Linked DNA regions of Homo sapiens: regions 1 and 2 are each linked to region 3. A link is a contact called in ENCODE Hi-C or POLR2A ChIA-PET data. All regions are on one chromosome and are shown on one strand. The core of a region is the stretch at or near the end of the contact, and the rest is flanking DNA. Distances in the headings are between cores, read along the strand shown. Region 1 holds the start of SOD2 (superoxide dismutase 2). Region 2 has its middle 70 kb from the start of TULP4. Region 3 holds the start of LINC02901 (long intergenic non-protein coding RNA 2901).

What was found. A loop is a pair of places that touch in the nucleus more often than their neighbours do. ChIA-PET counts read pairs that join two places held with the same protein, here RNA polymerase II (POLR2A). Pooled maps may share reads with other maps.
Region 1: a pooled map shows a loop between it and region 3 (6-fold over the local background). The contact joins the promoter of SOD2 here to the promoter of LINC02901 in region 3. A Hi-C loop is called at or near these places in 1 of 168 maps with a recorded cell type or tissue (naive thymus-derived CD4-positive, alpha-beta T cell), 1 of 37 single-sample maps with no recorded cell type and 7 of 50 pooled maps. POLR2A ChIA-PET finds 5 or more read pairs at or near these places in 1 of 52 experiments (naive thymus-derived CD4-positive, alpha-beta T cell).
Region 2: a loop to region 3 is called in a pooled map, with 2.7 times the contacts of the local background. The contact joins the enhancer-like site here to the promoter of LINC02901 in region 3. A Hi-C loop is called at or near these places in 2 of 37 single-sample maps with no recorded cell type and 5 of 50 pooled maps.

The regions. Positions count from the first base shown.
Region 1 is chr6:159,690,366-159,694,490 of GRCh38, reverse strand. It overlaps SOD2 (superoxide dismutase 2), which reads left to right and starts at 1,250. Exons shown (of 5, transcript NM_000636.4): 1 at 1,250-1,346; 2 at 1,628-1,830. The coding sequence starts at 1,324. RefSeq lists silencers at 48-217, 898-1,187, 1,388-1,567 and an enhancer at 1,938-2,007.
Region 2 is chr6:158,240,689-158,245,123 of GRCh38, reverse strand. It overlaps a transcript of TULP4 not described here and the pseudogene SRP72P2. Among named protein-coding and RNA genes, the nearest start is that of TULP4, 70 kb to the left of the region's middle. RefSeq lists enhancers at 2,152-2,201, 2,602-2,671, 2,782-2,891. Within about 2 kb of position 2,428, at least 17 of the 41 ENCODE cell types and tissues checked have a DNase peak (open chromatin) inside an H3K27ac peak, as active enhancers do.
Region 3 is chr6:158,868,386-158,872,365 of GRCh38, reverse strand. LINC02901 (long intergenic non-protein coding RNA 2901) reads right to left here and starts at 2,552. Exons shown (of 3, transcript NR_160980.1): 1 at 2,389-2,552. RefSeq lists enhancers at 1,559-2,232, 2,163-2,332, 2,233-2,905, 2,906-3,578 and a silencer at 2,413-2,732.

The sequences.
Region 1 (4,125 bases), core at 1-2,500, 820 kb before region 3:
AGCCCTTCCTGTTGTGAAGCCAAGTTCAGGTGGTTCCTCTTCGCCTGACTGTTTTCCCATTCCACTTACCGGAAGCCTAGTCATCCTTCGGAGGGCTGTACGGGGGTTGCAAGAAGCAACGGAAACGGTTCAGCACCTGCTACCTTCCATCATATTCTTTTCAATAAAGGGGCAACTCCCGCCAATGGCAGTGTAGATTTCCTAACCTCTACACATGGAAGATTCACACCATTCAGGATTGTTGTTTAACTGTTGAGAGAGCACTTGATACTTAACAGCTTACTAGGCTACAAGACAGCGCAGGAAAGAATCCTCTGTTGTCCTTTTATGTTATCCTGAACAGTTGGTTCACAGAGTTACTGTAAACACACAAAACATGACTGCCAGGGCTTAGTAGTGAGGAAGGTGGGAACTAGTCCTGACTCAGTTAACTGTGCCCAGGAGAAGCTGCTTAACCTCAAAGGATTTCACTATTACTAGAATCAATAATACCAACCCTAGGGGTAAAAATAAAGATAAATGTGTGCAAATCCTGCCTGCAGTCTCGGGCACGTCGTGGGTGTCCAAGAACTGTTCTTAGGCAGCCGGTGGGGACAAAGTCTGTGTGCCTCCTGTCCTGGAATAGGTCCCAAGGTCGGCTTACTTGCAAAGCAAGGGTACGGCGCAAGAGTACTGAATACGGGTTGGAAGGGCGCTGGCTCTACCCTCAGCTCATAGGCCGGCTGGGCGGCGCTGACCAGCAGCTAGGCCCCGTCTTCCCTAGGAACGGCCACGGGGGCCCTGGGAGGGTATGAATGTCTTTTTGCAGTGAGGCCTCTGGACCCCGCGGCCCCCCGGCAGCGCAACCAAAACTCAGGGGCAGGCGCCGCAGCCGCCTAGTGCAGCCAGATCCCCGCCGGCACCCTCAGGGGCGGAGCCGGAGGCAGGGCCTTCGGGCCGTACCAACTCCACGGGGGCAGGGGCCGCCTCCCTTCGGCCGCGCGCCACTCAAGTACGGCAGACAGGCAGCGAGGTTGCCGAGGCCGAGGCTAGCCTGCAGCCTCCTTTCTCCCGTGCCCTGGGCGCGGGGTGTACGGCAAGCGCGGGCGGGCGGGACAGGCACGCAGGGCACCCCCGGGGTTGGGCGCGGCGGGCGCGGGGCGGGGCCCGCGGGGGGGGGGGGCGGGGCGGCGGTGCCCTTGCGGCGCAGCTGGGGTCGCGGCCCTGCTCCCCGCGCTTTCTTAAGGCCCGCGGGCGGCGCAGGAGCGGCACTCGTGGCTGTGGTGGCTTCGGCAGCGGCTTCAGCAGATCGGCGGCATCAGCGGTAGCACCAGCACTAGCAGCATGTTGAGCCGGGCAGTGTGCGGGTGAGAAGAAAGGGGACCCGGTCACGGCCCCAAGGGCGAAGGGGCTCGCGGCGGGCAGGGCCTCCGCGGCAATGGCGACAGTGGCCGCACCGGGCCTGGCGGGACCGGGGCACCTGCAGGCGGTTCTCCCGGGAGTGCCCGGCGCGGCGGCTGGAGCGGGGATCCGCAGGGAGGGGACGCGGGGACTCGGGGGACGCCGCGCGCTGCCGTTCCTCGGCAGCCCAGCCTGCGTAGACGGTCCCGCGGCGCTGACTGACCGGGCTGTGCTTTCTCGTCTTCAGCACCAGCAGGCAGCTGGCTCCGGTTTTGGGGTATCTGGGCTCCAGGCAGAAGCACAGCCTCCCCGACCTGCCCTACGACTACGGCGCCCTGGAACCTCACATCAACGCGCAGATCATGCAGCTGCACCACAGCAAGCACCACGCGGCCTACGTGAACAACCTGAACGTCACCGAGGAGAAGTACCAGGAGGCGTTGGCCAAGGGTAGGTTCCAGGCTGAGCGGCGGGAGGCAGTCCCCGGCAGAGGCGACCCCAGGGAGCCAGGCCCCATACGGACGGGCCTCTCCGTGGAGGAGAACTCGCTTCGTATTTGTACCGGTTCCGAGTTTTCCAGGCACGATAGTCTCTCTTTTAAACACATGGTCTACCTCATTGTAGAAGGAGTGCCTCGATGGGTTTGAACACACTTCTGTCATCTCAGGGAACTTGGGGTCCTGCGAAGGAGCTTGCCTTACTGTTGTGAGCCACATTCCGTTACACATATTGCCAGCACTGGTGAATTGTAGGGCCTGAAAAGAAAGCTCTACTGTGTCACTCGTTTTTTTTGCAAATTGAAATTGTTCTTGTTGTATAATGTGCTTTGGGGAAATGTTTGGTCTCTCAGGTAGGTGTGCCAGCCGTTTGCAGGAGGGCTGAGAGCGCCTGTCCACTGGTGGCCAGACATCATCGGGTCCGCAGGTGTCTCTGAGTGTCAGGGTCACCTCCTGATAGAAGTGGGAGTGGTGTCTTACTGCCAGGTCACACTGAAGGTGGGAGACAGGAGGACACTACTCCGTGCTAGGAACCATGGTCCTTGTCATCTTCCTGAGAGCAAACGGGGTCGGGACTCCAGCCTAGGACTTGGAGACTCCCTGCATCCCCAGCTACCCTGCAGGTGAAACTTCACTGAGCCCACTTGACTTCAGGTGGGAGAGGAGGAGGCACACCGTTGTGGTGTGCGTTACCAAAAAAGCAGTAACCTAACTGTGGAACAGTTCAGGATCTTTAGACTTGATACTTTTCTTGATTTCCCTTAGGGGTCAAAGTTCACAAGGAAAATAGCCCTTTAGTGGGAAACTGAAACAGGCTTGTTTTTATTTACTATTTACTCATATTTGTAATGCAATTAAAATATATGTTGTTAACTTTTTTTTTTTTTCTCAAGAGCTCGGTTGATAAAACCAGGGGTATGTGGACTTTTTGAGTCTGTGCCTTTTGGGGGTGTGTATGGGAATGTTATGTTTTAACGTTTTTTACAAAATAGTATTGTCTTTTTAATTTATTCGTTAGTGGTTTGCACAAGGAAGATAATCGATAGTCATGTTTTTTAGACTCTCTGTATTGCTTGGTAAGCTACGTAGTAAAAAATGTTTACTTTTCCTTAAATGTTTTGAATTTCGGGGTTATGAAATTTGTTGAGTAATTTTTAGACAGTCACATCTTGTTGACTGGAGGCATCTAGTGGAAAAATGCAGTATTTCAGCCTGATTGTGTTTGAAGTAAATGATTAAAAGAGGAGGAAGTTACCACATTCTGGAAGATTTACTTGAGACAGACGAACCTTGAATTACGGGAAAAGGCCCCGTGATTTAGGAAATAACAAATTTGGGAAACATGTAATGGGGAGAGACTGGGGAATACCCCAGTTGTGAAAGTACTTCCTGTAAGGCAACATCTGACACCAGGAACCTTTCTCTTCAGTATTTTAAAAACAACTTAATTTCAGTCCTTTACTTGTGGAATCAGAGCCTTACTTATGTAATACAACCCACTGGAAAAAAGCTTTTTATTGTATTGTACTATATTGTTTATAAGTGATTGAGTACCTGCAGAGCTTTCTTTTACTTAAACATATTTTAAAAATTATTAAAAAGATTTTCATGTTTGAAAACTTGGGGAAAAAAGATAAAACAATGTCATAATCTCATCACATTTAACTGACTAATATGAATATTTTTCAACAAAAAGCATTTGACTTTTATTATTATTTGAGGCAAAAACTAAACTGAAACCAAATAAAATGTTGAATTTCAGAAAAGTGTTCTTAAAAGCAGATATTAAGCCCTCAATTTTTATTAATTTTAAAATGAGTAAGCAAACTGTAAGATGTTAAGATTATTAAATTATCTCTCATTAAGCATGTATCTTTCCCATTTTAAAAATTCAGTTACTATTGATTTATTAAAAAACAATAGAAAAGTTACATCTATTTTTAGAGTGACTCTCAAGAAAATTTAATAAGGGAAACACAGATCTATAAAAAACTGTTTGTAAACCTAACAAAGGAAAAAAAAAGTTGGTGTCTTTAAAAAACCCTTTGAGATTAGCTGTGTATTCAGATATCAGTTGGTTCTCTCCTTTCTGAATCGCTAAACAACTGGAGCTTGTTTCAGAAAGCAGCATTGTCTACGTATGTTCCTTTTAAAAATTTTTTTTTTAATTCTGTCTAAAAAAAACAGACGGGGTCACACTATGTTGCCCAGGCTGCTCTTGAATTCCTGGGCTCCCCTATCCACGCAC
Region 2 (4,435 bases), core at 1,179-3,678, 630 kb after region 3:
CCCAGCTACTCAGAAGGCTAAGGGAGGAGGATTGCTTGAACCTGGGAGGCCAGGCTGCAGTAAGCATGATCGCACCACTGCACTCCAGCCTGGGTGACAAAGTAAGACCCTGTCTCCAAAAAAATAAAAAAATTGTGTCTAAATTATATTGCCAACATAATCACTGAAAAATGCTGTCTTAAGTCTGCTCAGGCTGCGATAAAACCATAAACTGAGTGGCTTAAACAACAGAAATTTATTTTGTTTCTTTTATGTTTTTAGTTTTTTTATTATTATTTAAATAAAAAATAAATAAATAGAGACAAAGTCTCGCTATGTTGCCCAGGCTGGTCTCAAACTCCTGTGCTCAAGTGATCGTCTCACCTCAGCCTCCCAAAGTGCTAGGACTACAGGCATGAGCCACCATGCCCGGCCACAACAGAAATTTATTTCTCGAAGTTCTGGAGGCTAAAAGTCTAAGATCAAGGTACCAGCAAGGTAGGTTTCATTCTCAGGCTTTTTTTCCTCCCTTGTAGGCAGCTGCCATCCTGCTGTGTGCTCACATGGGGAGAAAAAAAGCAAGCCTCCTGGTGTCTCTTCTTCTAAGGACACTAAGCCCATATGAAGGCCCCACACTCATGACCTCATCTAACCTTAATTACCTCCTACAGACCCCACTTCCAAATACTATCACATTGGGACTTAGGGCTTCAACATATGAACGGGGGTAGGGGGACTCAAACACTCAGTCCACAACAAATGGTATCTACTTTAGCTCTGAATTCTATTTATTTAATGACTAGTAAAACTGAACATTTTGTTTATTGCACATTTAGGTTTTTTTTCTTTTAAAAATGGTCTGCTCTGATTTCATGTCTGAAACAGAAAGTATACAGGACGAACCTGAAACATCTCATCATATCGTAAAGCAAGGAAGCTATGAGATTACTAGAGACGTGTCAGAAGGACTCAGGTGCCAGCCTAAATAAGCCTACACTGCCCAAAGAGGGAGCAATTTGAGCATCGAAAGGACAGTAACTGCAATGGACTGAAACACACCACGTATGCTAAAATAGGCGTTCATAATGTTATGCGAAAAAATTTAAAACCCTCAACCATCACCACTGGAGGATGCTAGGGGACCAAATCATAACTTTGAAAACTGGTAAATCAAGGGAAATAATCAGACACTTTTCAAACCCTTCCTATACACTCTATACCTCAAGGTAACCAAATAATTGACAAAGGAGAATTTCTACACACACACACACACACACACACACACACACACACACACCTATTTCAGCTAATAACTAAATGACAGGATGTAACCATATTGTAATCCCTCCTGAACTCATAGACCAAGTTAACATTCAAGAATGGTTGCTAGTATCACAAAAAGAAAGAAAGAAGACTTCCTGATGAAAATAATCCTGCCCTCACAAAAAAATAAAATTGGATTCTTTTGATTTAGCCTCTACAATGAACTACCAATGTACAGGAAACACAAGAAATAAAATAACATATTTTACATTACAAGGATGCAAAGAATAAAATTCAGTTTCTTCAATAAAGAGTTGCAAAGAAAAAAAAAGATAGAGAACCTATAGGTTAAAAGAGACTTTAAACCATCCAACTGCAATGTATGGACCTTATTTGCATCTTAATTCAAACAATCATATATATATATATGATATGATATAAACACACACACACACACGTACACGCCCATACACACACATACATACACACAAATATATACTGCAGTCAAGGAGTATTGATTGGATATCTGATGATACTAAGAAAAAATTTTTAAGGTAAGATAATAGTATTGTAATTATTTTAAGGGGTCTTTTTCTTTTGGAGACATGTACTAAAATATTTACAGACAAAATTATATGACAGCTTGATTTGCTTTAAAATAATCCAAGTGGAGGGACGTGAGAGGTATTGCTCAAACAAAACTGGTAACGTTTTAAAATTGCCAAAGCTGGGCAAGATACAGTGCTTTATTACACCAGTCTCCACTGTTAGCAATGTTTTAAAATTTCCATGATAGGCCGGGTGCGGTGGCTCACGTCTGCAATCCCAGCACTTTGGGAGGCCGAGGCGGGCGGATCACGAAGTCAGGAGTTCGAGACCAGCCTAGCCAACATAGTGAAACCCTGTCTCTACTAAAAACAACAAAAAAATTAGCCGGGTGTTGTGGTGGGCACCTGTAATCCCAGCTACTTGGGAAGCTGGGGCAAGGAGAATCACTTGAACCCGGGAGGCGAAGGTTGCAGTGAGCCAAGATTGCGCCACTGCACTCCAGCCTGGGCGACAGTGAGCAGCAGGGTGGAGTTTCAGTGCCTGTGCTGTGTGGAGTGAAGTGAACCGGTACGGCCAGAACAGCAACTTCCTGTGTGCTCTCAAGCCTGTCAATAAGATACTGCAGATCCACAAAGATGATGTAACTGGCCTGCATTGTAAAGTGATATGCCTTATCCAGAAAGGAAGTTTCAGAGAAGCCTTGAATGTCATCAATACTTGCACCAAACTGTTAGCCAATAACTCTCTCTCCTTTGAAAAGGCATATTGCGAGTACAGGCTCAACAGAATTGAGAATGTCTTGAAGACAGTAGAAAGTACCAACCGGCAGACAGACAAACTGAAGGAGCTTTATGGATAAGTGTTACACCGTTTGGAACACTATGATGAATGCTTAGTGGCATAAAGAGATCTCGTCCGAAACTCCCACGATGCTTATGATGAGGAGAGGAAAACAAACCCTTCAGCAGTTGTTGCAGCTCAAAGCAATTGGGAAAAAGTGGCTCCAGAGAGCCTGGGCTTCCAAGAAGGCACACATGAGCTGTGCTAAACACTGCATGTGCACTGATAGACCACGGCCAGCTGAACCAGGCCATGAACATCCTACAAAAAGCTGAAGGTCTTTGCCACCATTCATTATCAGAAGACACTGATGAGACTGAGGAAGACCCACAGGCAGGACTGGCCATCACTTATGGTCAGATGGCCTATATTCTGCAGCTTCAGGGTCAAACAGAGGAGGCTCTGCAACTTTACAATCAAATACTACTACTAAAACCAACGGATGTAGGGTTACTAGATGTAATTGCAAATAACATCATTACCATTAACAAGGACCAAAATGTCTTTGACTCCAAGAAGAAAGTGAAATTAACCAATGCGGAAAGAGTAGAGTTTAAGCTTTCCAAGAAACAACTACAAGCTATAGAATTTAACAAAGCTGGCCTGGCGCGGTGGCTCATGCCTGTAATCCCAGCACTTTGGGAGGCGGAGGCAGGCAGATCACAAGGTCAGGAGTTCGAGACCAGCCTGGCCAATACGGTAAAACCCCGTCTCTACTAAAAATACAAAAATTAGCTGGGCGTGATGGTGCGTGCCTGTAGTCCCGGCTACTCGGGAGGCTGAGGCAGAAGAATCGCTTGAACCAGAGACGCAGAGGTTGCGGTGAGCCAAGGTCACGCCACTGCACTCCAGCCTGGGTGACAGAGCGAGACACCATCTCAAAAAAAAAACAATTTCACGCCTGACTGGTTTTGGTGGAGACGGGGTTTCGCTGTATTGGCCGGGCGGTCTCCAGCCCCTAACCGCGAGTGATCCGCCAGCCTTGGCCTCCCGAGGTGCCGGGATTGCAGACGGAGTCTCGTTCACTCAGTGCTCAATGGTGCCCAGGCTGGAGTGCAGTGGCGTGATCTCAGCTCACTACAACCTACACCTCCCAGCCGCCTGCCTTGGCCTCCCAAAGTGCCGAGATTGCAGCCTCTGCCCGGCCGCCACCCCGTCTGGGAAGTGAGGAGTGTCTGCCTGGCCGCCCATCATCTGGGATGTGAGGAGCCCCTCTGCCTGGCTGCCCAGTCTGGAAAGTGAGGAGCGTCTCCGCCCGGCCGCCATCCCATCTAGGAAGTGAGGAGCGCCTCTTCCCAGCCGCCATCACATCTAGGAAGTGAGGAGCGTCTCTGCCCGGCCGCCCATCGTCTGAGATGTGGGGAGCGCCTCTGCCCCGCCGCCCCCTCTGGGACGTGAGGAGCGCCTCTGCCCGGCCGAGACCCCGTCTGGGAGGTGAGGAGCGTCTCTACCCGGCCGCCCCATCTGAGAAGTGAGGAGACCCTCTGCCTGGCAACCACCCCGTCTGAGAAGTGAGGAGCCCCTCCGCCCGGCAGCTGCCCTGACTGAGAAGTGAGGAGCCTCTCCGCCCGGCAGCCACCCGATCTGGGAAGTGAGGAGCGTCTCCGCCCGGCAGCCACCCCGTCCGGGAGGGAGGTGGGGGGTCAGCCCCCCCGCCCAGCCAGCCATGCCATCCGGGAGGGAGGTGGGGGGTTCAGCCCCCCGCCTGGCCAGCCGTGCCGACCGGGAGGGAGGTGGGGGGGTCAGCCCCCCGCCCGGCCAGCCGCCCCGTCCGGGAGGGAGGTGGGGGGGGTCAGCCCCCCGC
Region 3 (3,980 bases), core at 1,303-3,802:
TGTTGGTCAGACTGGTCTCGAACTTCCAACCTCAGGTGATCTGTCTGCCTTGGACTCCCAAAGTGCTGGGATCACAGGCGTGAGCCACCTCGACCAGTCCTTTTTTTTTTTTTTTTTTTTTTTTTTGAGATGTAGTCTCGCTCTGTCACCCAGGCTGGAGTGCATTGGCATGATCCCAGCTCACTGCAACCTCTGCCTCCTGAGCTCAGGAGAGTCTTCTGCCTACGCCTCCCAAGTAGCTGGGACTACAGGCGTACGCCACCATGCCCAGCTAATTTTTTTTTTTTTTTTTTTTTTTTAGTAGAGATGGAGAATCACCATATTGGCCAGGCTGGTCTCGAACTCCTGACCTCGTGATCCACCTGCCTCGGCCTCCCAAAGTGCTGGGATTACAGGCGTGAGCTGCTGCGGCCAGCCAATTTTCAAAAATTGATTCAATCCTTTTGGGAAACTGCCAGCAGTGTCTACTAAAACTAAATATACACCTATCATCCTATGACACAAAAATTCCTTTTATAGGTATATATCCTACTAAAATCAATTATTCATCATACTACATGAATGTTCAGAGCAGCTTTATGCATAATAGCCAAAAACTGAAAACAACCCACATACACATCAATGGTAAAAAGGATAAGTTAACTTAAGTATATTCATGCAATAGAATACTATTCAGTAATAAACAAACTTCAAACTACTGATACGTGTGATAACATGGAGGAATCTTACAGACACTACGGTGGGTGAAAAAAAACAGAAATGCAAAGGTGTCCAATCTTTTGGCTTCCCTGGGCCACACTGGAAGAATTGCCTTGGGCCACACATAAAATACACTAAAATTAACAATAGCTGATGGGCTAAAAAAAAAAAAAAAAAATCACATGGCGGGGCGCGGTGGCTGATGCCTGTAATCCCAGCACTTTGGGAGGCCGAGGTGGTCAGATCACCTGAGGTCGGGAGTTTGAGACCGGCCTGCCCAATATGGTGAAACCCCATCTCTACTAAAAATACAAAAATTAGCCAGGTGTGGTGGCACCAGCCTGTAATCTCAGCTACTCGGGAGGTTGAGGCATGAGAATCGCTTGAACCTGGGAAGCGGTGGTTACAGTAAGCCGAGATCACACCACTGCACTCCAGCCTGGGCAACAGAGACTCTGTCTCAAAAAAATAAATAAATAAATAAAGTCACAAAAAATCTCGCAATGTTTTAAGAAAGTTTACAAATTTGTGTTGGGCCACATTCAAAACCGTGGCCTGTGCGGGTTGGACAAGTTTGGAATAAAGCATAATGCTTGATTGCAATTACATGAAGTTTAAGAGTAGACACAACTCATACTTGGTAATTTAAGTCCAAATGAATAGTGGTTACCTCTGGGGAAGTACTACTGACCGGAAGGAGCAGTTGGAAACCTGGGGTGATGGAAATGTTCTAGATCTTGACCTAGGGGCTAATGACATGTGTATACATATGTAAAACTTCACCCAGCTGTCCTCTTAATTTCTGTGCGATTTATTGTGTGTAAATTATATCAGTTAGGAAAAAATAAGAAAAATGAAGGAATGATGGAGAAAAAAAGAAATGAAGAGAAACGTAACGAAGGAAGAAAGAAGGGAGGAAGGGAGGGAGGGAGAGAGGAAGGGGGGATTAAACCCAAGCACGGAGGGGGAGAGATGCTCCTCAAAAATATGCTATCAGTCATGTAGTGTTATTTATTTATTTATTGAGATGGAGTCTCGCTCTGTTGCCCAGGCTGGAGTGAGTGGCACGATCTCGGCTTACTGCAACCTCCACCTCCCAGGTTCAAGAGATCCTCCTGCCTCAGCCTCCCGAGTAGCTGCCATTACAAGCACACGCCATGGTGACCGGCTATTATCTGCATCTTAAAGATGGGGAAAGTTTGAGGTTTCCTGATGTGTTCAGCGTCACAGACTGGGTGAGTGACTCAAGCTGAGGCTAAAACCCAGGTGTGTAGGGCACCAAAGCCTTTGTGATTCCACCTCCTACAGCTCAGGTCACTTCCTCGGAGAAAGGTGACTCCTAGAAATGCCTCCCACCTGGAACTGATCTCCTCCTGGGAAGAACGTCTGTCTTATCGCCGTCGACCTTAGGCATGGACACCCTTCTGTCCCCCACCCACAACTGTGAGCCTGCTCAGGAGGCACAGCCGCGTTCATTCATTTTAGGCCTCCTCAAGGGCTCAGCGCCTGCTAAGCAGATGCGCGTTCCTGTAGGACAAGGGGTGGCCACTGGAGACGCGGGTGCGACGCAGGCGATCACGCCCTCGGACGACGCTGCGGACTGCGCTTCCTTCCGAAGAGGGAACCGTTGAGAAGAGTGAAGCGATGAGTTATGCCTCACTGGAAACCAACCGCGTCCGTGTGACTCACTTAGAAACTCACTGTTACATATTTGGAGCCTGAGCTGACGACCTTCCGGGTACACGTCAGGCAGAAGCAGGTGCGCGGTGGGAGTGTCCGCCCCGCCCCGCCGGTCGCGCCGGCCCCGCCCCCCTCACCTGCGCGCGCAACCCCACCCCAGCGCGAGGCTCTGCACCGGCCGCGCCCGCCATCCAGCTTTTATATGGCGCTATTTTGGTCGCGCGCCCTGATTGGCCGGGAGCGGGCGACGACACGCTCGCGCGCCTCAGGGAGGGGCCAAGATCTGGGGGAGGGGAGCTTCTGGCAGCCGCGCGGATCCGGGGGCGGCGGGGCGGGACTGCTGCGGTCTCTGGGGGTGCTTTGGGGCTTCTGTGCCTAGTCTGCAATCTGTTAGTGGGGTTATATTTTAATAAAAGAGCTTGTGTGTCCGAAGGGGATTTGCCAAGAACCAAACTCACCCTTCTGGGAGGGAGTTGCCAGATGGCGGGAACAGGCGGCGTAAACCTTACCAGACGTGAGCCCAGGCTGCTCAAGTGTCATTCGCGTCTTGAAGCTCTTGCCCGCCTCCCTTTGCAAGCGCGTCTAATGCCAACTCTACCTTGCCCTTTGCTAAACCAGCCCTCTAATGTGTTATCGTGCCTCACGTCAGACAATGGCTGGGCCTGTCTCTCTTTCCCCTTGGTTCTGTCCTCTGCCCTTCTCTTAAGCCAGAAGAACAAAACACTCCTTAGAATCGCTGGAGGATCTCATTTCCACCACATTCCCGTGTCCGGAGCCGAAGAGCCACGTCTGACCCTCACTGGTCTGGCTGTCCACCAATCAGGCAGCATTGCTTCTCTGAGTCTCAAGGTTATTAAATTTCTTCTGGTGGCAGACTGGTTTTGTACTTTGGTGAAAGTGACCAAATAGGTACGAAGTGTGATTCATCAAAAATTCTTACACTTAAAAAGATAAGCCAAAAGGATCATTCGAAGCCACCACTCCATATTAGATGGGAACTTAGCTTGAAAGGGGTTCTCTTAAGGATTTCTATTTACTTCTTTGAATTACAAATATCATCTCTGGTTGGAAAGCCTATAAACGCCTCTGAGATTTCCTGAGTTCACAACTTTGAAGATCATTTGCAGCTGGATGCAGAAAAAACAAACCTAGTAATTGTTGAATGTGGACATCAATAAGAATTAAGTACTTTTGGCCCAAAGGCAGTGGTTCACACCTGTAATCCTAGCACTTTGGGAGGTCGAGGCAGGAGGATAACCTGAGGTCAGGAGTTCCAGACCACCCTGGCCAACATGGTGAAACCCCATCTCTACTAAAAATACAAAAATTGGGTGGGCGTGTTGGCGCATGCCTGTAATCCCAGCTACTCAGGGCTGAGGCACCGAATTGCTTGAACCCAGGAGGCAGAGGCTGCAGTGAGCAGAGATCATGTCACTGCACTCCAGCCTGGGCGGCAGAGCAAGACTTGTCTCCAAAAAGAACTTTCAATGTGCCAGGCATTTTAAATGCTTAACAGGCATTTCATTTAATCCTCACAAAATCCCCATGACTTAGATACTATTATTATACCCATTTTACAGAAAGGGTCTAGAAAGCTTGCA